2 separate regions of the Homo sapiens genome follow, and region 1 is linked to region 2. Evidence: read pairs that join two places in POLR2A ChIA-PET (ENCODE). Cell type or tissue: A673. All regions are shown on one strand. Each heading gives the region's core, and the rest is flanking DNA. Links, peaks and the distances in the headings are about the cores only.

The links. ChIA-PET counts read pairs that join two places held together with the same protein. Peaks named below come from ENCODE experiments on the same cell type or tissue, not always from the same donor. Only the 100,000 strongest peaks of a DNase experiment are listed, where the experiment ranks them.
Region 1: POLR2A ChIA-PET joins it to region 2 with 22 read pairs; 11 of 35 experiments call an interaction of 5 or more read pairs at or near these places.

The regions. Positions count from the first base shown.
Region 1 is chr15:64,242,445-64,252,830 of GRCh38, forward strand. CSNK1G1 (casein kinase 1 gamma 1) reads right to left here. Exons shown (of 12, transcript NM_022048.5): 4 at 9,068-9,137. Among named protein-coding and RNA genes, the nearest start is that of PPIB, 85 kb to the left of the region's middle. RefSeq lists enhancers at 3,535-4,035, 4,036-4,536, 4,657-4,716, 5,606-5,900. In A673, for the core only: no CTCF peak of the experiment used is centred there; DNase peaks (open chromatin) are centred at 4,477 and 5,717; H3K27ac peaks cover 2,076 bases.
Region 2 is chr15:64,338,225-64,348,610 of GRCh38, forward strand. All of the region lies in intron 1 of CSNK1G1 (casein kinase 1 gamma 1), which reads right to left. It overlaps LOC124900364 (small nucleolar RNA SNORA48), which reads left to right and starts at 4,342; the gene lies at 4,342-4,474. In A673, for the core only: no CTCF peak of the experiment used is centred there; a DNase peak (open chromatin) is centred at 6,617; H3K27ac peaks cover 443 bases.

The DNA.
Region 1 (10,386 bases), core at 840-8,839, 97 kb before region 2:
ACCAGTCCCCACTTTGCCTTCTGCTATGACTGTAAGCTTTCTGAAGCCTCATCAGAAGCCAAGCAGATGCCTGGTGCCACACTTCCTGTGCAGCCTGCAGAACCATGAGCCAATTAAACCTCTTTTCTTTATAATTTATACAGTCTCAGGTATTTCCTCATAGCAATGCAAGAATGGCCTAATACGGCTTCACTACTGAATTCAACCAGATTTATATCAATAACTAATATAAATTCTTCTAAAACATTAGAAAAGTGAAGAGGAGAAAATTCTTCCAAACTCATTCTGAGTCCAGGATTACCCTGATGCCAAAACCAGACCAGGACACAACAACAAAAGAAAACTACATAGCAATATTCCTCATGAACATAGATGCAAAAATTCTTAACAAAATACTAGCAAACCAAATCCAACAATGTATAAAAAAGATAATTCACCATGATCAAGTGGGATTTATTCCAGGGATGCAAGAATGATTCAACATACATAAATTAATATATGAGATATATCTCATGAATAGAATGGACAAAACCGTATGATCATCTCAATAGACACAGAAAAGGCATTTGATAAAATTCAACATCCCTTCATGATTAAAAAAAAATCCTCGGCTGGGCGCGGTGGCTCTCGCCTGTAATCCAAGCACTTTGGGAGGCTTTGAGGAGGGCGGATCATGAGGTCAAGAGATCGAGACTATCCTGGCCAACATGGTGATACCCTGTCTCTACTAAAAATACAAAAATTAGCTAGGTGTGGTGGCGTGAACCTGTAATCCCAGCTACTCGGAAGGCTGAGGCAGGAGAATCGCTTGAACCAGGGAGGCAGAGGTTGCAGTGAGCCAAGATTGCGCCACTGCACTCTAGCTTGGGAGACAGAGCGAGACTCCATCTCAAAGAAAAACAAAACAAAACAAAACAAAAAAAACCCTCAACAAACTAGGTACAGAAGGAACATACCTCAATGTAACAAAGGTCATATAGGACAAATACAGCTAACATCATTTTAAACAGGGAAAAGCTGAATTTCTCCTCAAAAAATTGGAACAAGACAGGATGCCGTCTCTCACCACTCTAATTCAACATAGTACTAGAAGTACTATCCAGAGCAAACAGGCAAGAAAAAGACATAAAGGGCATCCAAATTGAAAAGGAGGAAGTCGAATTGTCCCTATATGCAAGTGACATGATTGTATATGTGGAAAATCCTAAAACTGCCACCAAAAAAATTCTCAAAATGAATTTAAAAATGTAGTCAAGTTGCAAGATACAAAAGCAACATGCAAAAATTACTAGCCATGTGCCTGTAGTCCCATCTACTCAGGAGGCTGAGGCAGGAGGATCACTTGAGCCTGAGAAGTGGAGGTTGCAGTGAGCCGAGATCACACCACTGCACTCCAGCCTGGGTGACTGAGTGAGAACCTGTTTCAAAAAAATAAATAAACAGGCCGGGCATGGTGGCTCACACCTGCAATCCCAGCACTTTGGGAGGCCTAGGCAGGTGGATCACCTGAGGTCAGGACTTCGAGAACAGCCTGGCCAACATGGTGAAACCCCGTCTCTACTAAAAATACAAAAACTAGCTGGGTGTGGTGGTGGGCACCTGTAATCCCAGCTACTTGGGAGGCTGAGGCAGGAGAATTGCTTGAATCTGGGAGGCAGAGGTTGCAGTGAGCCGAGATCACGCCACTGCACTCCAGCCTGGGCGACAGAGCGAGACTCTGTCTCAAAAAATAAAAATAAAATAAGAAATAAATAAATTAGTAGCATCTCTACATCCCAATAACAAACTAGTGGAAAAAAATCAAGAAAGTAATTCCATTTACAATAGCTACAAAAAAAATACCTAGGAATAAATTCAACCAAGGATATGAAAGAGCTCTACAAGGGAAACTGTAAAACACTGGTGAAGGAAACTGAAAAATTAAAAAAAAAAAAAAAAAAGAGTGTGGGCCGGGGGGAGACATCCCTTGTTCATAGATTGGAAGAATATTGTAAAAATATTAATAATACCAAAAGCAATCTATAGCTTCAACACAATCCATATCAAAATACCTAAGACATTCTTCACAGAAATAGAAAAAACAATCCTAAAATTCTTATGAAATCACAGAAGACTCTGAATAGCCAAAGCAATCCTGAGCAAAAAGAACAAAGCAAGGCCAGGCATAATGGCTCACACCTGTAATCCCAGCACTTTGGGAGGCTGAGGCAGGTGGATCACTGGAGTCCAGGAGTTTGATGCCTGCCTGTGTAACATGGCAAAACCCCACCTCTACAAAAAATTAGCAGGGCGTGGTGAGGGAGGCTGAGGCTGTAGTGAGCCGTGATCACATCACTGCACTACAGCCTGGGTAACAGAGTAAGACCCTGTATCAAGGCGGGGAAAAAAAAACAACACAGCTGGAGGCATCACCCACTAATCACGCACTACCTGATGTCAAAATATACTACAAAGCTACAGTAACCAAACAGCATGTTACTGGCATAAACAGACAAAGAGACCAAGGGAAGAGAGGAGAGAACCCAGAAATAAACCCACATATTTGGAACCAGCTAATTTTCAACAAAGGTGCCAAGAACATTCAGTAGGGAAAGGATGGTCTGTTTAGAGAAATGAAACTAGACCCCTATCTCTAACTATACAAAAAAAAACAAATCAAAATGGATTAAAGACTTAGATGTAAGACCTGAAACTATGAAACTACTAGAATAAAACATTGGGGAAATGCTTCATGACATTGGTCTGGGCAAAATCTTTCAGGTAAGACCTCAAAAACACAGGCAACAGAAGCAAAAATAAACAAATGGAATTTCAGCAAGCTAAGAAGCTCCTGCACAGCAAAGGAAACAACTGAGTGAAGAGACAACCAGTAGAATAAGAGAAAATATAATATATGCAAACCATGTATCTAATAAGGGATTAATTAATAGCCAGGATATATATGCAATTCAAACAACTCAATAGCAAAAAATAGTAAAAATAATAATCTGATTTAAAAATGGGCAAATGATCTTCACAGCCATTATCAAAATCAGTTTATCAAAAACATGTGTGTACGTCCATGTTTATTACAGCTCTATTCATAATAGCAAAGATATGCAATTAACCTAAGTGTCCATTAACAGATAAAGGACAAAAAAATGTGGTACATATACACACAAGGAAATACTATTCACCCATAAAAAAGAATGAAATTCACACCTGTAAGCCCAGCTCTCAGAGAGGCGAGGTGGGAGGATAGTTTGAGCCCAGGAGTTTGAGACCTGACTGGGCAGTATAGCGAGACCCCGGTTCTCCACAAAAAGGAAAAAAAAAAAAGACACACACACAAAAAAAGAATGAAATTCTGTCATTTGCAGCAACACAGATGGAACTGGAGGCCTTTATAATAACTGAAATAAGGTAGGCAGGGAAAGACAAATATCACATGTTCTCGCTCATGTGAAAACTTAAAAAGTTGATCTCATATAGAATGATGGTTACCAGAGGCTGGGAATGGTTGGGTGTGGGGAGGATGAAGAGAGCTTGGTTAATGGGTACAAACATACAGTTAGAAGCAATAAATTCTAGTGTTGATAGCACAGCAGAGTGACTATAGTTAACAATAATTTATTGTATATTTCAAAATAGCCAGAAGAGTAGATTTGAAATGTTCCCAACACAAAGAAATGGTAAATGTTTGAGGTAATGAGTAGCTTAACCACCCTGACTTGATAATTACACATAGATATGCATGTATCAAAATATCACATATATCCCATAAATAGGTATATTATGTATCAATTTTAAAAATGAACCGCCTACTAGGTATTTAACAAGTTAACTGGCTTTCTCTGCCCAATGAGATTTTGTTTTGACTACTGCATTTGTGAAGTTTCAACTGGGGTCTTGTTAAGGCTGGACACAGTGGTTCATGCCTGTGATCCCAGCACTTTGGGCAGCCAAGGTGAGAGGATCACCTGGGGCCAAGAGTTCAAGACCAGCCTGGTCAACATAGTGAGACTCCATCCCTACAAAAAACTAAAAATATTAGCCAGCTATGGTGCATTGCGCCTGTAGTCCCAGCTACTTGGGAGGCTGAGGCGGGAGGATGACTAGAGCCAAAGAATTTGAGGCTGCAGCAAGCTACGATTGCACCACTACACTCTAGCCTCAGAATCAGAGCAAGAGTCCGTCTCTTTAAAAAAAAAAAAAAGGGGGGGGGGGAGGAATCTTGTCATTTTTTAATTTGAGGATTAGCTTCTCCTTTATAAGAGAGCCAAATCAGAAGAGTCACTAGATTACAATAGCTGCTGGGAAGCCAGGATATGGGAGCCTAGACTTAGAAATTTCAGGTTATGTCAGAGACCTCCATTTTCCTGTCATTTACTGCAAAGAATCCTATTATCCTGCCGTTTACCTACCCTCTAAACCCTCAATCCTCTTTCATTTGCTCTGGTCCTTGCTGACTCATCCCCTCCCTCCCTTTTTCCTCCCACTTCAGCTGCATGCTTGGTTCTGGCTTATTCATCTTCTAGTCAATTAACGAACATATACCACGCTGTTGTCATGTGGTCAGCTATGGAGTCATTCTCATACTGTCACTCTTCCTAATACGGATCTGTTTCGGCCACAGACTCTTTCATATCTCTGCCCCAAACCTCTCATCCACCAAATCTTGTTCCTGTGTGCTAGAATACAAGCAAAACTGAGAGCTATGCTGGAAAAAAGATTTATGGATTGGAAAATTTTTAAATTGATAATGTATGTATCTTCCTAAGTAAAAGACCCTAAGGAAATACTGAAACCTAAAATCATTCCCATAAAAAGAAAAGAAATTAAAACTTGCCTATGGTGACCATAATACAATTAACATAACATTGATGATTGAAGAAAATAAGAAAAATAGTTATAAGATTTTACAATTTGGTTTCTATAAGAAATGAAAAAATGATAGCTAACAGGAAAATAAAATGCTTATTCTCAGTTTCAAGGTTCTCATGGTCCCCTTTACTTTCTTCCCTGATTATCTTGGAGATATCAATTCTTAAGCATTAAGTCTTGAAAATCTTGGTGGTAAAACTGTAATCAAGAAACAAAGCTTGAAAAGTGTGACCACTCACTAGAAAACAAAGTGGAATGGAAGAGAAAGAGTTAGAGATCACACAAGGAAAAGCAGAGACAATGTGGAAGACCTCCAACCAGAACCACATTCACAATTACCCAGTGCTGTCATTTTTGTTCTATCTCTACATAATTAGAGAATTGGTATGAATTTCTAGATCAGGTCATCAATGTGAAACTGGGGTCCAAAAGGCCAAGGTAATGATTAAGAGTTGGGTACTGAAGAAAATGGTCATAGTCCCAGGACAACAAAAAGTTCCTATTTTAGGAATTTAATGTCTCAAGCTCTGGATATCACAGCAATAGGTATTCTTTAAATTCATAATCAATCATTTTTCCCAAATAATTTCATACATTTATAAGCAATGATTAATTCACTGAACAAACCTAAGTCACAATGGGCTTTTTGTTTAAGTATTCATTGTCAGGAAATCCAAATATTTTATAATTCACTGGACAGTAATGAACAATGACAGACAAAACACTAGTGAGTAAAAACACTAATTATGTTACTGTGGTCTTTGTGTGGCTTTGGCACAAAAGGTTGTTTATTTACAATGCTGCAACATCACCTTGGTAATCAAAAGAGTGGCATATGCGCACTGGCTGCTCAAACATTAACTACCAATGAGTCATACTTGCAGCTGAGAACTTACTCTGAAAAAATAGGGGGAGGAATGCTGTGCCTCTAAGTTAAAAACAAGCTCTGGTGTTCATGCTCACATTTACAAGGACACATGGTGAAATCTTGTCTATTTTCTTGTCAATTGATCTTCTTTCAAAATAAATTTCCTTTTTTTAACCATCACAAGGAATATTTTTATTAATAACATTGGTAAAAATCTAAAAAGGCAAGCTTATTAAATCTTTCTAACTTCTTTCTGCCACTGAACTACTTGCTGACTGCTATGTGACAGAATGACATCACACCAGGCCTTAAGATACGCTTGAGATACAAGGGTAAAGAAGACACAAGGCTTGTTTTCAAGGAGCTTATAATCTTATGGCAGGGAGTGGGGAGAGTGGGACCAATATGCAATTACAATAAAAAAATAGTCAATGCCTAATCATCAATAGGATAATATAATCAGGATTTTAAAAATATCCCAATGTTCTTCCTCATCTGGACTCTGGAAAAAATAAAATAAAAAATATGGCCAGGCACGGCGGCTCACATCTGTAATCCCAGCACTTAGAGAGGGCGAGGCAGGCAGATCACGAGGTCAGGAGATCAAGACCATCCTGGCCAACATGGTGAAACCCCGTCTCTACTAAAAAAATACAAAAAATTGGCCAGGCGTGGTGGCTCACGCCTGTAATCCCAGCACTTTGGGAGGCCGAGGCAGGCGGATCACGAGGTCAGGAGATCGAGACCATCCTGGCTAACATGGTGAAACCCCGTCTCTATTAAAATTACAAAAAAAAACTAGCTGGGCATGGTGGCGGGCGCCTGTAGGCCCAGCTACTCGGGAGGCTGAGGAGGAGAATGGCGTGAACCCGGGAAGCGGAAGTTGCAGTGAGCCGAGATAGTGCCACTGCACTCCAGCCTGGTGACATAGCAAGACTCCATCTAAATTTTAAAAATAATAAATATATAAATAAATGGCAAACTTGGGCCTAATATGAAGAACTTCAAATACACTGGACTTTCCCACATTAAATTAGCCTGAAGAGTGGTGAACTCTATGATTAGAACTAAGTAGTCAAGCCGATTTAGATGACTGTAAGAAAATCCTAAAAGTAATTCTTACACTAGCGGGTAGGGGTAGCAAGGGGATTTGAAACAGAAAACTAAAGCACTTCCTATCTTGGAAAAGTCTGCAGCTACCTTGTTAGTTGCAGGCAAGGGTATTAAGATGATGCCCACCGCAGCTATTTTAGAAGTAGTGGGTGATCTCAAGAAGCAGAAAAGAGGCCAGTAGTCACCACTGAACTGCATATAGGACCTAGAAGGCTTTGTGACCTTTACATGTTTGTTAGAAAAGGTACTGGGAGACAGACCAACGATGGCCAGCCTACCTGACTATGAGTCAACAGTTGGCCTAACCAGTACAACAGAGCCCTCCTATTCCCACTCATGACAATGATGGATATACCAGTCTCAGAGATTCCAGTTTTTCCTTGCTGCTTAAGTGAAAAGCAATTTGTATAGTCACCTTTCCTCTAATGCCCTCCCTGTTTACTCCTCGCTTTCAGTGCACAGAGAATGCTGAAACTTCAAGAGCTTGCAATTTTCTGTATTTGGGAAGAGTACCAACCCAGCAGCACAGATGTTATTCCTACCTAACAAATACATTAGATTTTTTTTGGCTCTATATTGAAAAGGGAAGATTGGTCTGATTTGGTGGATCTATTTGAAAGGGCTTACAGAGGAAATCCTGAAAACTGGCCTGTCCACTTCCCCACTTAAACTTCTAAGCTGGACTGGATTAAGCATGTTGTTACCTGACCCTTGGATTTATGAGACATATACAAACATGCTTATCATAAATGGGCTGTGACAGTCTTTTCCCTAAAACTTATGAAACCTAGAATAACTTAACAACATTATAAAACCAGGAATGTAAGAGGAACAACAATTAAAATGTAGTCCTGGGGCATGTGGGAAGATAAGCCTCAAGTTATGTATACACCCTGTGAACTCAGTTGCCAGTCTTAAATCTTATGCCAAAAACACTCCAATCAATTAACAAATATATACTGAGAGGCTACTGTGAGCAAGAATTCATATTAAGTTCAATGAAAGACAAGTCCATTGTGGGCTCCCTGGGTTATAACTATAGCTGATTATTGCTATAGTCAGGGTATAATAAAACTTGAATAACACACAATGACTCATATAATTCTAAATATTTTAGGATGCAGAACTCAAATTCCTTCAGTAGTACCTTCATAGGGTTACTTGAAATAGAACAAACAGTATGATGGCTCATGCCTGTAATCCCAGCATTTTGGGAGGCTGAAGGCAGGAGGATCACTTGAGCCCAGGAGTTCAAGACCAGCCTGGGCAACATGGCAAAACCCCATCTCTACTAAAAATACAGAAAATTAGCCTGGTGTGGTGGTGCATGCCTACAGTACCAGCTACTCAGGAGGCTGAGGCAGGAGAACTGCTTGAGCCTAGAAGGCCCAGGCTGCAGTGAGCCGTGATCGTGCCACTGCACTCCAGTCTGGGTGATGGGAGTGAGACCCTGTCTCCAAAACAAGAAAGAAAGAAAGAAAAAAAAAATAGAAACCAAGCTTTAGTCATTCATATAAAACCTGTCACAGTGAAGGGGGCATAAAGCAGAGGAAATTCTACTAATGTCAAATAGTGAAAATAGCTCTGAAAGATTTCATCTTCTGAGAGACTTGTCCCTACAGGTAAACATTAGCAAAACATTTTTCTGGAAGCCAGTAAGATATTTGAGAAATTAGAGCTTTTTGGTAAAAACAAACATTTTTTACAGTGATTAACTTAATTTTTAAAAATTGCCGAAGGTCATAGGTTATTACAATCATATGGATAGCTCTTGCAAATTAATGAGGACAATGGATAAAATGACGGTTCTGTAATATTTCAGAATGTATATTTTAGTATGTCTTCAAAACAGATAAACCATCTCAGTATGGTAAAGTATATTTTGCAAATTACCAACATTTCCTCCTTTCTTTTGGTATAAGTAAAGAAAAGAGAATGAACTGCTGAAAAGCAAATCCTTCACACTATGAGTATTTGACAAGTGGAAGGCATCTGCAGGTTGGTCTGTGGGCATAGTCATAGCAACACAGTTCCCCTGTCAACTCAACTCCAGGAACCAGAGCGCAAGTAGCTTTGTGGTTGACTATGTTTATTTACCTATCCGGCAAGCAGGGGAGATAGATGGTTTGGTAAAAAGGGCAAACCAGACAAAAAAATTTGTATATTTTAGGGCTTCCAGCTAAGATACATACTAAGTAAGTGGAGAGAAAAGACTTGACTTACCTGCACTGCCAAGCTGTTTATAAAATCTGTACTCTAAATGAAGCTGTGGAGCACGTGATTTTATTGGTTCCTGAAATCCAAAAAGAAAAACTGTGATCAGATTTAAACAAATGGGATTTTTCCATTCTTAAATTTTTGGAGTAAACGAGGGCTAAGATCACCCAATGTTTTAGAGATAATATCCATATATAAGAGCCTTTTCTAACCACAATTGGTCTTGGACAGTATAGCTAAGAGAAGATGAAGGTGAATTACATACAAGTCCTTCCATGGATAGTTAAATAAAAATAGACTTTGCATGAGCTATCATTCAAGGATATCTTTCTTGCAATGAAATATTCTCCTGGAATGTATTCTGCCAGGAAACTTGATGCCAAACCTTTAAATAAAAAAATACCAGAATGTATTTCCTGCTTGTTTTGTTCAGAATTTTGGGTGGTTCATGGTTTTATTATTTTTAGAAAAATAATGCATGCTCAGAAGAAAATTCAAATATACAAAAATTAGGAAGAAAGTAAAAATCATCTGTGATCCTGTCACTTTAAAGAGAGGCACTATTAACATTTTAGTGAATGTCTTTCAAAGTATTTATTTATCTATATATGTATTAATATATATAATATAGACTAATGAACTTAATTTTATATAAATGAGATTATAATATATTTGCTGTTCATTAATGTGCTATTGAATTCAACAATGTAATAACATATTCCCATGGCGGTAAATAAACGTGTATAATTTCTTTTTTTTTTTAAGACAGGGTCTTGCACACTGCAGTCAAAACCTCCCAGGCTCAAGTCATCCTCCTATCTTAGCCTCCCGAGTGGCTGGGACCACAAGTGTGTGCCACCACTCACAGCTAATTTTTAATTTTTTGTAGAGATAGGATCTTACTATGCTGCCTAGGCTGGTCCCAAATTCCTGGGCTCAAGCAATCCTCCCACTTCAGCCACCCAAAGTGCTGTGGGATTATAGGCATAAGCCACTGCACCTGGCTTATATTATTTTAATGGTTTGAGTATTGCCCTGTATGTGGATATGTATTTATGTATGTATGTATACACACCCTCCCCATAATTTTTGGACACGTGAACTGTTTTCATTTTCCAATATTATGAACAATGCTTTTAGGAACATCCTTATGTATATTTCTTTTTAAACTATTGAGAATTAAAGATTGTAAATGCAATTAAAATATGTAACTTCAATCAATGTGGTGTTCAAGTTTCCAAAAATGGAGTTTTCTAAAAACCTCAGAGATAAAGCAGCCAAACAACCATACTTTGCTCTATACCAATTGAGCAACTGGCTGGCTG
Region 2 (10,386 bases), core at 1,648-9,647:
AATAGAGTTCCAATTTCTCCACATCCTCACTACTTTTTTACTTTCTGTGTGTGTATTTTAATAGCTATCTTAATGGATGTGAAGTGATATTTAGTATGATAGCAAGATTAGGACTTCTATAGATGTGCAAGAACCATTTTCTAAGTAAGCATAGGCATGGGACATCTAACAACTTGATGGTTAAAAACACTTGAGCCCGGCGCGGTGGCTCACACCTGTAATCCCAGCACATTGGGAGGCCAAGACAGGCAGATCACCTGAGGTCAGGAGTTCGAGACTAGCCTGACCAACACAGAGAAACTCCCATCTCTACTAAAAATACAAAATTAGCTGGGTGTGGTGGTACATGTCTATAATCCCAGCTACGCAGGAAGCTGAGGCAGGAGAATCGCTTGAACCTAGGAGGTGCAGGTTGTGGTGAGCTGAGATCGTGCCACTGCACTCCAGCCTGGGCAACAAGAGTGAAACTCGGTCTCAAAAAAAAAAAAAAAAAAAAAAAAAAAACACTTCTGGCCGGGCGCGATAGCTTACACCTGTAATCCCAGCACTTTGGGAGGTGGAAGCTGGTGGATCACCTGAAGTTGGGAGTTCGAGACCAGCCTGACCAACATGGTGAAACCCCGTCTCTACTAAAAATACAAAATTAGCCAAGGATGGTGCTGCATGCCTGTAATCACAGCTACTTGAGAGGCTGAGGCAGAAGAATGGCTTGGACCCAGGAGGTGGAGATAGCAGTGAGCCAAGATCACGCCACTGCACTACAGCCTGGGCAACAAGAGCGAAACTCCATCTCAAAAAAAAAGTACTTCCAAGAAAAGGGGAGAGTTAAAGTGCAGGATTCTGAAGGGAAAAAGTTAAGGAGGAGAGAAAAGGGGCTACAGGAAAAGAATTAGCAGTTACAAGGGATACAGTCAAGTGAATGTAATCTCTAGTACAGTGATTCTCAAAGCATTGTCCCTAGGTCACCAGCATGAACATCATCTGCAAATCTGCTGAAAATGGAAATTTGGAGGCCCTACCCCAGATGAGCTGAATCAGAAATTCAGGGGGTGAGGACCAGCAATCTGTGTTTTTTTGTTTTTTGTTGTTATTGTTGTTGTTGTTTTGAGGTAGAGTCTCACTCTCTCGCCCAAGGGGGAGTGCAGTGGCACAATCTCCGCTCACTGCAACCTCTGCCTCCCAGGTTCAAGCGATTCTCCTGCCTCAGCCTCCCAAGTAGCTGGGATTACAGGCACCCACCACCACGCCCGGCTAATTTCTGTATTTTTAGTAGAGACAGGGATTCGCCATGTTGGCCCAGCTGGTCTCAAACTCCTGACCTCAGGTGATCCACCCGCCTCGGCCTCCCAAAGTGCTGGGATTACAGACATGAGCCCAGCCAGCAATCTGTGTTTTAACAAACCCTCCAGAAAATTCCAATACATGCTAACATTTTAGAACCACTAGTGTCTAATAAGAGAACTTTAATTATGTAATTAAGATTAAAGCAAAAGAAACAGGAGGAGCAGTAGTGCCCACTGACAACTGTCAGAGGACAAATTGCACAAGGCCTTAAATACGAATATTAAATCAAGAGGAGTGACTGACAGTTCTCAATTTCTGAGGCTCTTTTCCTCTATTAATACCACTGCCCTCAACTAGAGAATGGTCTTTTCAAACTCTCACAGAGTATTTATGAAACTTGACTATATGCTATGCCCAAGAACCACTAAGTTGCATCCATCAATTTTGATGTTGTTTTTTTAATTAACATTCAGTGTTATGCATTGGTAAACCTCTATCATTATTTCTTTTGTAACCTCAAGAGTTATTTAGATGTGTTCTTTTAAATTTCCAAACATTTTTAAAGGTCATTTTTTTAAAAAACTGAGTCCTAATTTAGTTTGCACTGTCATCGAAGGTTTGGTCTATAGAATACATATTCTTTGAATTTGTTGAGATTTTCAGGGCTACTTTGAAGGTTGTTACCTCTCGCATTACAGAAATTTTGGATTCCACAAAGTAACTATATCTGCAAATAGTAGTAACTGTATGAAACTAATTCTTTAAAACTTGAGTACAATGTTCTATATTCACCCAATAGCTCTGTCTTGTTGTGTTGTTTTAATGATTTTTTTTTCTTTAGCACATCTCTGCTGGCAGGAAGTATTGTTTTAATGTCAAAAACATCTATTCTAATATAATGGTGAATTTATAAATTTCTCCTTGTAGTTGTTATGTAGGTTTATGTATGTTGAACCTGTATTATCTGGTATAAGTAACAGAATTCTAGTATCTTCCTGGTAAACTAAACCTTTTATTGTTATATGATGTGGTAGAGACTGCAGGTGGCTTTCCCAGAATCACCACTCCCTCAGTAAAGTCCAGTTTTATTCTGGGCAGCCTAATTACCTTGCAGCAAAGGGCTAATGAAGTTGCTAGGTAGAACTTCTGTGAAACCACTTTAAGGTCATGTATGTTGGCTCATGCCTGTAATCCCAGCACTTTGGGGGGCCGAGGCCAGAGGATCACTTGAGCCCAGGAGCTCAAGACCAGACTGGGCAATATGGCAAAATCCTGTCTCTACAGATAGTTTTTTAAAAATTAGCCAGGCATGGTGGTGTGTGCCTGTGGTCTCAGCTACTTAGGAGGCTGAGGTGGGAGGATCACTTAAAGCCTGGGTAGTTGGTACTGCAGTGAGCCATGATCACACCACGGCACTCCAACCTGGGCAATAGAGTGAGGCACTGTCTCAAAAACACCACCACGTCCAGCTAATTTTTATCTTTTTTTTTTTTTTTTTTTTTTTTTTTGAGACGGAGTCTCGCTCTGTCGCCCAGGCCGGACTGCGGACTGCAGTGGCGCAATCTCGGCTCACTGCAAGCTCCGCTTCCCGGGTTCACGCCATTCTCCTGCCTCAGCCTCCCGAGTAGCTGGGACTACAGGCGCCCGCCACCGCGCCCGGGTAATTTTTTGTATTTTTAGTAGAGACGGGGTTTCACCTTGTTAGCCAGGATGGTCTCAATCTCTTGACCTCATGATCCACCCGCCTCGGCCTCCCAAAGTGCTGGGATTACAGGCGTGAGCCACCGCGCCCGGCCAATTTTTATCTTTTTAGTAGAGCCGGGGTTTCACTACATTGGCCAGGATGGTCTCAATCTCCTGACCTCATGATCCACCCGCCTTGGCCTCCCAAAGTGCTGGGAATACAGGCGTGAGCCACAGTGCCCGGCCTGAAATATTTATTAAACTGTCATTTATTTCTTCTGTTGGTTGGTTGGTTGGTTTCAAAGACATCTTGCCCTGTCACTCAGGCTGGAGTGTAGTGGCATGATCAGATCTCACTGCAGCCTCAAACTCCTGGGCTCAAGCAATCCTCTTGCCTCAATCTCTTGAGTAGCTGAGACTACCAGCTCGTGCCATGACACCCAGCTAATTTTTTTTTATTTTTTATAGAGACAGAGTCTTGCTATGTTGCCCAAGCTGATCTTGAACTCCTGGCCTCAAGTGATCCTCCATAAGCCACCACACTCAGCTTAAACTGTCTTAAGACTAAGATGCTTAGAGAGGGAAAAGTGGTATTACAGTAAGCTTCTTGGGCATGACTTACTCACAGACTATCTACTCTAAAATCTAAAAGACCCTTTTTAAAAGCGGGATGAGGTGACTCTTCTAATTTAGTCAGCATGAGCAAGAACAAACAAAACCTATAAACTCAACTATTGAAAGTTACTTCGAACTTTATACTGAAAAAGCACTATACAAAAATTTCCATCGGTTATTCCTCATGGTCACTTTTACAAGATGGTTTGTTCCCAACTGGCTAAATGACTTCCCTTGTTACCCACTGTATGCACTATTTCCCTTCCGACAGTGACGTCCCCTTGCACTCTGTCAAGTAGGATTAAAACTTTTCAGACTCAAGTATTTTCCTTTTTCTCGTGGCTCTCCAGATATTATTAGCTGTTTCTTCAAGAGGCTTTAGAGGCAGAGATTCTTGAGCTTGACATCCTGGCTCCACCACATACCAGCAGTGTGAACTTCAGAAGTAACCTTCCTTTCTCTGCCTCATTTGCTGATCTGTAAAACTGGAATAGCCACACTTCAGTGGCTTGCTGTGAGAATAAAATGCATTTAACATGCCACTTGTTATGTAAACTCTCAATAAATTGCCATCACTATTATTAGTATTATGTTTTCTCACTAATACTTCCCTAGAACAAGCCTTTACTGCTGCTAGATTACATCCACTAGATTATGTCTGCATTTCCTCAACCAGCCCACTTCATTCATATCTTTTAGTAATCCAAAGTATTGTGCAGATCACCATCAGATTTACCTTGAATACATACAGATACTTCCTGTTACTCTCTAGCTTAAGAACCTTTAATGTGGTGATGTCCATCTCATGTCATCCAGGGATAAAGCAACCCTTGTTTATCCCATCTTGGCTCTTGGTCTGTGCCCATGGCTGGTTCGTGCCTTGGATACATGGAAAATAAGTAAATGATTAAAAAATAAAAATTAAAAATCTTCTATGGATCCCTGCTTATGAGCACATCAAATCTAATTTCCTCTGCCTAACTTTCATTATCCTCTCTTAACAGCAGTTCCCAAACTTTGAGTGTACATCAGAATCATCTGGCATGCTTGTTAAAATACAGATTGCTGGACCCCAGTCTAGAGTTTCCAATTCAGTAGGTATGGGACCAGGGCCTTAAAATCTGCATTTATAATAAATTTCCAGGAGACGCTGCTGCTGCTGCTGCTGGTCAAGAAACCACATTTTGAAAAGTACTATTCTATCTTGACCAGCCTGACCAACATGGAGAAACCCTACCTCTATTAAAAATACAAAATTAGCGGGGTGTGGTGGCGCATGCCTGTAATCCCAGCTATTCGGGAGGCCAAGGCAGGAGAATCGCTTGAACCCAGGAGGCAGAGGTTGCAGCGAGCTGAGATCGTGCCATTGCACTCCAGCCAGGGCAACAAGAGCAAAACTCCAACACACACACACACACACACACACACACCTCTTCTAAAATAGACCCCATTCTGCCTCTGTAGGCTTATTTCTCCTTCCTCCCCACCTAGCACACACTGCTTTGACTGGATTAATCTTTTCACAGACTGTGGCCAATTCTCCCACCCTGTGCTGGCCTAGTACACTTTCTTGCTTTTCCAAATCAAACCCAGCCTTTAAGCCTGTGATTCTTAACACTGCCTGCACATTACAAACATCTGGGAAAGCTTTTAAAAACTGCAGATGCACCTCACCCAAGATTCTGATTCATCTGATTTTTGATTAAGTTTTCCCAAGTGATTCTAAGGAGCAGTCAGAGTTGAGATCCACTACTTTAACTTTAATCTCCTTCCTGTCAGAATTGTGAATACTCACTGGATTTTCTCCCCTCTAAATTACTGTAATGTTGACAGATTAGATCAAGTTTTTGCTTCATTACATATCTGTGTTATTCTCTACCTTTCATTTTAAGTCTTGTTTCTTTCAACTCGAAATTGAAGATATAATCTATATCACCATACTAGAGCTGCGGTAATATAGAAGCTGAAGATATAGACTATATCTTCAATTTCTATATTACCACAGCTCTAGTATGGTGATGAATACACAGTAGAAACTGATTATTTCTTCACTGATTGTGAGTTCAAATTAGAATTCAGAGCCTTAAAATATTTTTTGGCGTATTATTTTGACAAAGCCTTAAAATATTTCTAATCTATTGAATTCAGCAAATTACATTCCTTTCTTTTTAAACATGGTTCTGCAACAAACTCATTTTGTTATGGTGAGTCATTTAGCCCCTTCCTTCCCCAATAAATAAATTGGAAAGAAAAATAGTAATGTATAAAAATGCTTTAAAAAATAATAAAATGAATAATAGCATTGTAAGTGGCTTCACAGTTGCTTCCTTAGAGCAAATGGCCTTTTCTAAATCCATTAAAGACTGTTTCAAAACAGTTAAAACAGAATCAAAGCGCACATATTTAAAGATGCTGAAACTCTGAATAGTTCTATGATTTGTTTTCTCAACAGATGTGCATCCTTCAAGCCCTGAATTCACCAGATGCATATTAAATTAATCTGTACTTTTAGTTTTTACATAACACTCTACTCTAGTTTTATAAATACACCACATGAAAGCAGAATTCCATTGTTGCTTTATGGCATTAAATATTAACAGATTATCTCCGCTGTGCAAAAAATACATTAAGATTCATTTTAATGCAGCCAAATGTGTGCTCATTAAATATAGGCTATAATAACTTCACCACTATTTTTAAATTGGCTGATTTCTATCTGGAACGTGAAACATAACAAATTTGCTCATAGAAATCCAGTGACACCTGGTACCTGAAAGAAATATACACATTTCAATTATAAGAAATACTTAATTTAAGTCCACTTAAACCTCCTGGAAAATTTACTTCTTATAAATCCATAATTTCTTCACTAACTGCAATGAAAAAATTAGCACAGTTATATCAGAAATAAGACTACACTGAATTCCAGTGTGACTCATTAATTAGCTGTACAATCTTGAGCAAGTCACTTAGCCTCTCTGCACTTAAGTAGTCTCAGCTGTAAAATGAAAGGGTCTAACTAGACCATCTCCATATTTTCTTTTAGCTTTATGATTTCATAATCTATGAAACTCAAGAAACACAGCATTAACCAGATGGATCCCATTAAAGACAAAGTGAGCCTTCATATTGATTGATTTGGAGATAATGTATCTCTGGAGAATCTAAGTGCTTTCACACAGACAGTTCCTAGTTGACTTATTTAACTAGGTGAAAAAACAAACAAAACTCACCAAACAGAGTTATTAAACAATTCTTGCATCATACCCTAGATGACCAGAATATTTAGATGTCATTATACCAATTAAGGTTAAAATGTTTTAGAAAATAGAAGCTGTTCTAGAAGTACAGGACAGGACAGTTATAAAGCCAAGTGAAAGAGGATTCTAGCTAACAATTAGTACTCAGGCTACATGAGAATAAAATGTCTCAGGACAGCATTCTATTACTTTTAGAATCAAGATTCTCAGCCTGAGACAGAATTGAAAATATTCAGGAAAGTACAGCAGTACCCATGGAAGCGCTTCCTATTCAGTTTTTGCCAGCTCAAGCTTCTAGATAGTCTTCAACAAGTGTAATAAGCAGCAGCAAACACTAGAGAGGGTGATCAAAATCTGTATAGTTGAAACCCTTCGCAACAATAAAACCCAAGTGACAAAGGCTCTTGTCCTTAGTGACAGTTGAAAAATTCTGCATTTAAATTTCCTATCAAGCCCCTTTACAACCTGAAACATCACATGACTGTGCCACATTTAGCTCATACTTCCTAAGACTCTAATACATGTATGAAATAATTAAGCAGTTGTCAATTAAGACCTAATAACCTAAAATCAATCTTCTTGAAAGGGAAAACCACACTCTGAACAATGCTTCTAATTACATTCGAGAACGTTAGGAAACTCTCATTTAAAAATAACTCCCACAGATTATTTCATTTGTTTTAGTTTCTTTAAGAACATCCTTATTAACGCTTGTAGAATAGAAAAAAAAACTTATTTTTTTTTGAGATGGAGTCTCACTCTGTCGCTAGGCTGGAGTGCAGTGGCACAATCTCGGCTCACTGCAACCTCCTACTCCCTGGTTAAGCGATTCTCCTGTCTCAGCCTCCCAAGTAGCTAGGACTACAGGCATGCGCCACCACACCCAGCTAATTTTTGTATTTTTAGTAGAAACGGGGTTTCACCTTGTTGGCCAGGATGGTCTTGATCTTCTGACCTCGTGATCTGCCCACCTCAGCCTACCAAAGTGCTGAGTGTGAGCCACTGCACCCGGCAGAAAAAATTTGCATAAACCAATTGGTCACGACTGGATGCAGTGGCTCACACTTACAATCCCAGCACTTTTGGAGGCAAAGGTGGGCAGATCAGGAATTCAAGACCAGACTGGGCAATATAGTGAGACCTCATCTCTGTTTATTTTTTTTAATTAAAAAATAAATTAAAAAAAAAACAATTGGTCACCCATGTGCATGCATATACACATATTCCTTACACCTTTCCAAAAAAAAAAACTAACTTAAAATAAACCTTATAACTAAATGTAAACTACAAAACGATAAAAAATTCTTGAAGATAAATAGGAGAAAATGTAAGTGACCTTGGGTTTGGAAACGAGTTTTTATTTATTTATTTATTTATTTATTTATTTATTTATTTATTTATTTATTTTGAGACATAGGTTTGCTCTTGTTGCCCAGACAGGAGTACAATGGTGCGATCTCAGCTCACTGCAAATTCCGCCTCCCAGGTTCAAGTGATTCTCCTGCCTCAGCCTCCTGAGTAGCTGGGATTACAGACGCACACCACCACACCCGGCTAATTTTTGTATTTTTAGTAGAAATGAGGTTTCACCACATTGGCCATGCTGGTCTCGAACCCCTGACCTCAGGTGATCTGCCTGCCTTGGCCCCCCAAAGTGCTGAGATTACAGGTGTGAGCCACCACACCTGGCTGGAAATGAGTTTTCAGATATAACACTAAAAGCATTATCAATGAAAGAGAAGAGGTTAACTTGGACCTTATTAAAAACTTCTGCACTATGAAAGGCACTATTAAGAGAATAAAAAGACAAGCCATAGACTGGAAAAAATATTTGCAAAAAATATATCTGATTAAGGATTTGTATCCAAAATACACAATGACCACTTAAAACTCAACAAGAAGCAAACAACCTTATTTTAAAATGGGCAAAAGACCTGAACAGATACCTCATCCAAAAAGGTATAGAAATGTCAAACATACAAAAAGATGCCCAACATCATAGAGAACTGCAAATTAAAACAAGATACTACTACATATCTATTAGATAACGAGTAAAATACAAAAAAAGAGACAATACGAAATGCTAGTGAGGACGTGAAACAACGGGAACTCTTGTTATTCATTACTCGTAGGAATACAAAATGGTATAGCCACTTTGGGAAACAGTTTGACAATTTCTTACCAAATTAAATAGTCTTATCATAAGATCCAGCAATCACACTCCTGGGTATTTACTCAAAAGAGCTGAAAACTTTTAATGATAGAAAAACCTACACATGTATGTTTATACCAGCTTTATTCATCATTATCAAAAACTAGAAGCAACAAAGATGTCCTTCAAATGGTGAAGGGATCAACAAATTGTGGCACATCTATACAACAGAAAATTATTCAGCAATACCAACTGGGTATGCTGGCTTGCACCTGTAGTCCAAGCTACTCGGGAGGCTGAAGCAGGAGGATCGCTTGAGCCCAGGAATTCAAGGCCAGCCTGGTCAACATAGCAACACTCCGTCTTAAAAAAAAAAAAAAAGAAAGAAACAAGGAAAGAAGGAAGGAAGGAAGGAAGGAAGGAAAATGTACAGAAAAGAAAAGAGAAAAGAAAAATTGTCCTGCAATAAAAAGAAATGAGCTATGAAGCCACAAAAAAACATGAAGAGGCCAGGCACAGTGGCTCCTACCTGTAATCCCAGCACTTTGGGAGGCTGAGGCGAGCAGATCACGAGGTCAGGAGATCGAGACCATCTTGGCCAACATGGTGAAACCCGGTCTCTACTAAAATACAAAAAATTAGCCAGGAGTGGTGGCATGTGCCTGTAATCCCAGCTATTCGGGAGGCTGAGGCAGGGGAATCGCTTGAACCCAGGAGGCGGAGGTTTCAGTGAGCTGATATCCCGCCACTGCACTCCAGCCTGGCGACAGAGCACAACTCTGTGTCAAAAAAAAAAAAAAGACACGAAGAACATTCAACGCATATTGCTAAGTGAAAAAAAAAACAATCTTAAAAAGCTCTATGTTATATGATTCTAACTATATGACATTTTGGAAAAGGCAATACTATAGAGACAGTAAAATGGTCAGTGTCTGCCAGTAATTCAGGCAGGAGAGGAGGGATGTGAAGCACACAGGATTTTTAGGATGGTGAAACTATGTGTAGGAAACTGTAATGGTGGATACGTGTCATTATGCATTTGTCAAAACCCACAGAATGTACAATGCAGAGTGAACCTTAGTGTAAACCAGATGCTATAGTTAACAATAATGTATCAATATTATTTCATTAATTGTAACACATGTACCACACTAATGCAAGATGTTAATAATAGGGGAAACTGGGGGATGGAGGAGAGAAGCACACTGAACTCTATGTACTATCTGCTCTCTTATTCCAGAAATCTAAAAGTATTCAAAAAAAAATTAATGAAAAAAACACAATAGGGCATACACAATCTCAAAGAGTAAATATTGCCACTGTAGACTACAGAAATTTTAGCAAAGTGCAAACAAAATTAAGAGATTTTAATCCTCTTGCCTTTTCCTGGCA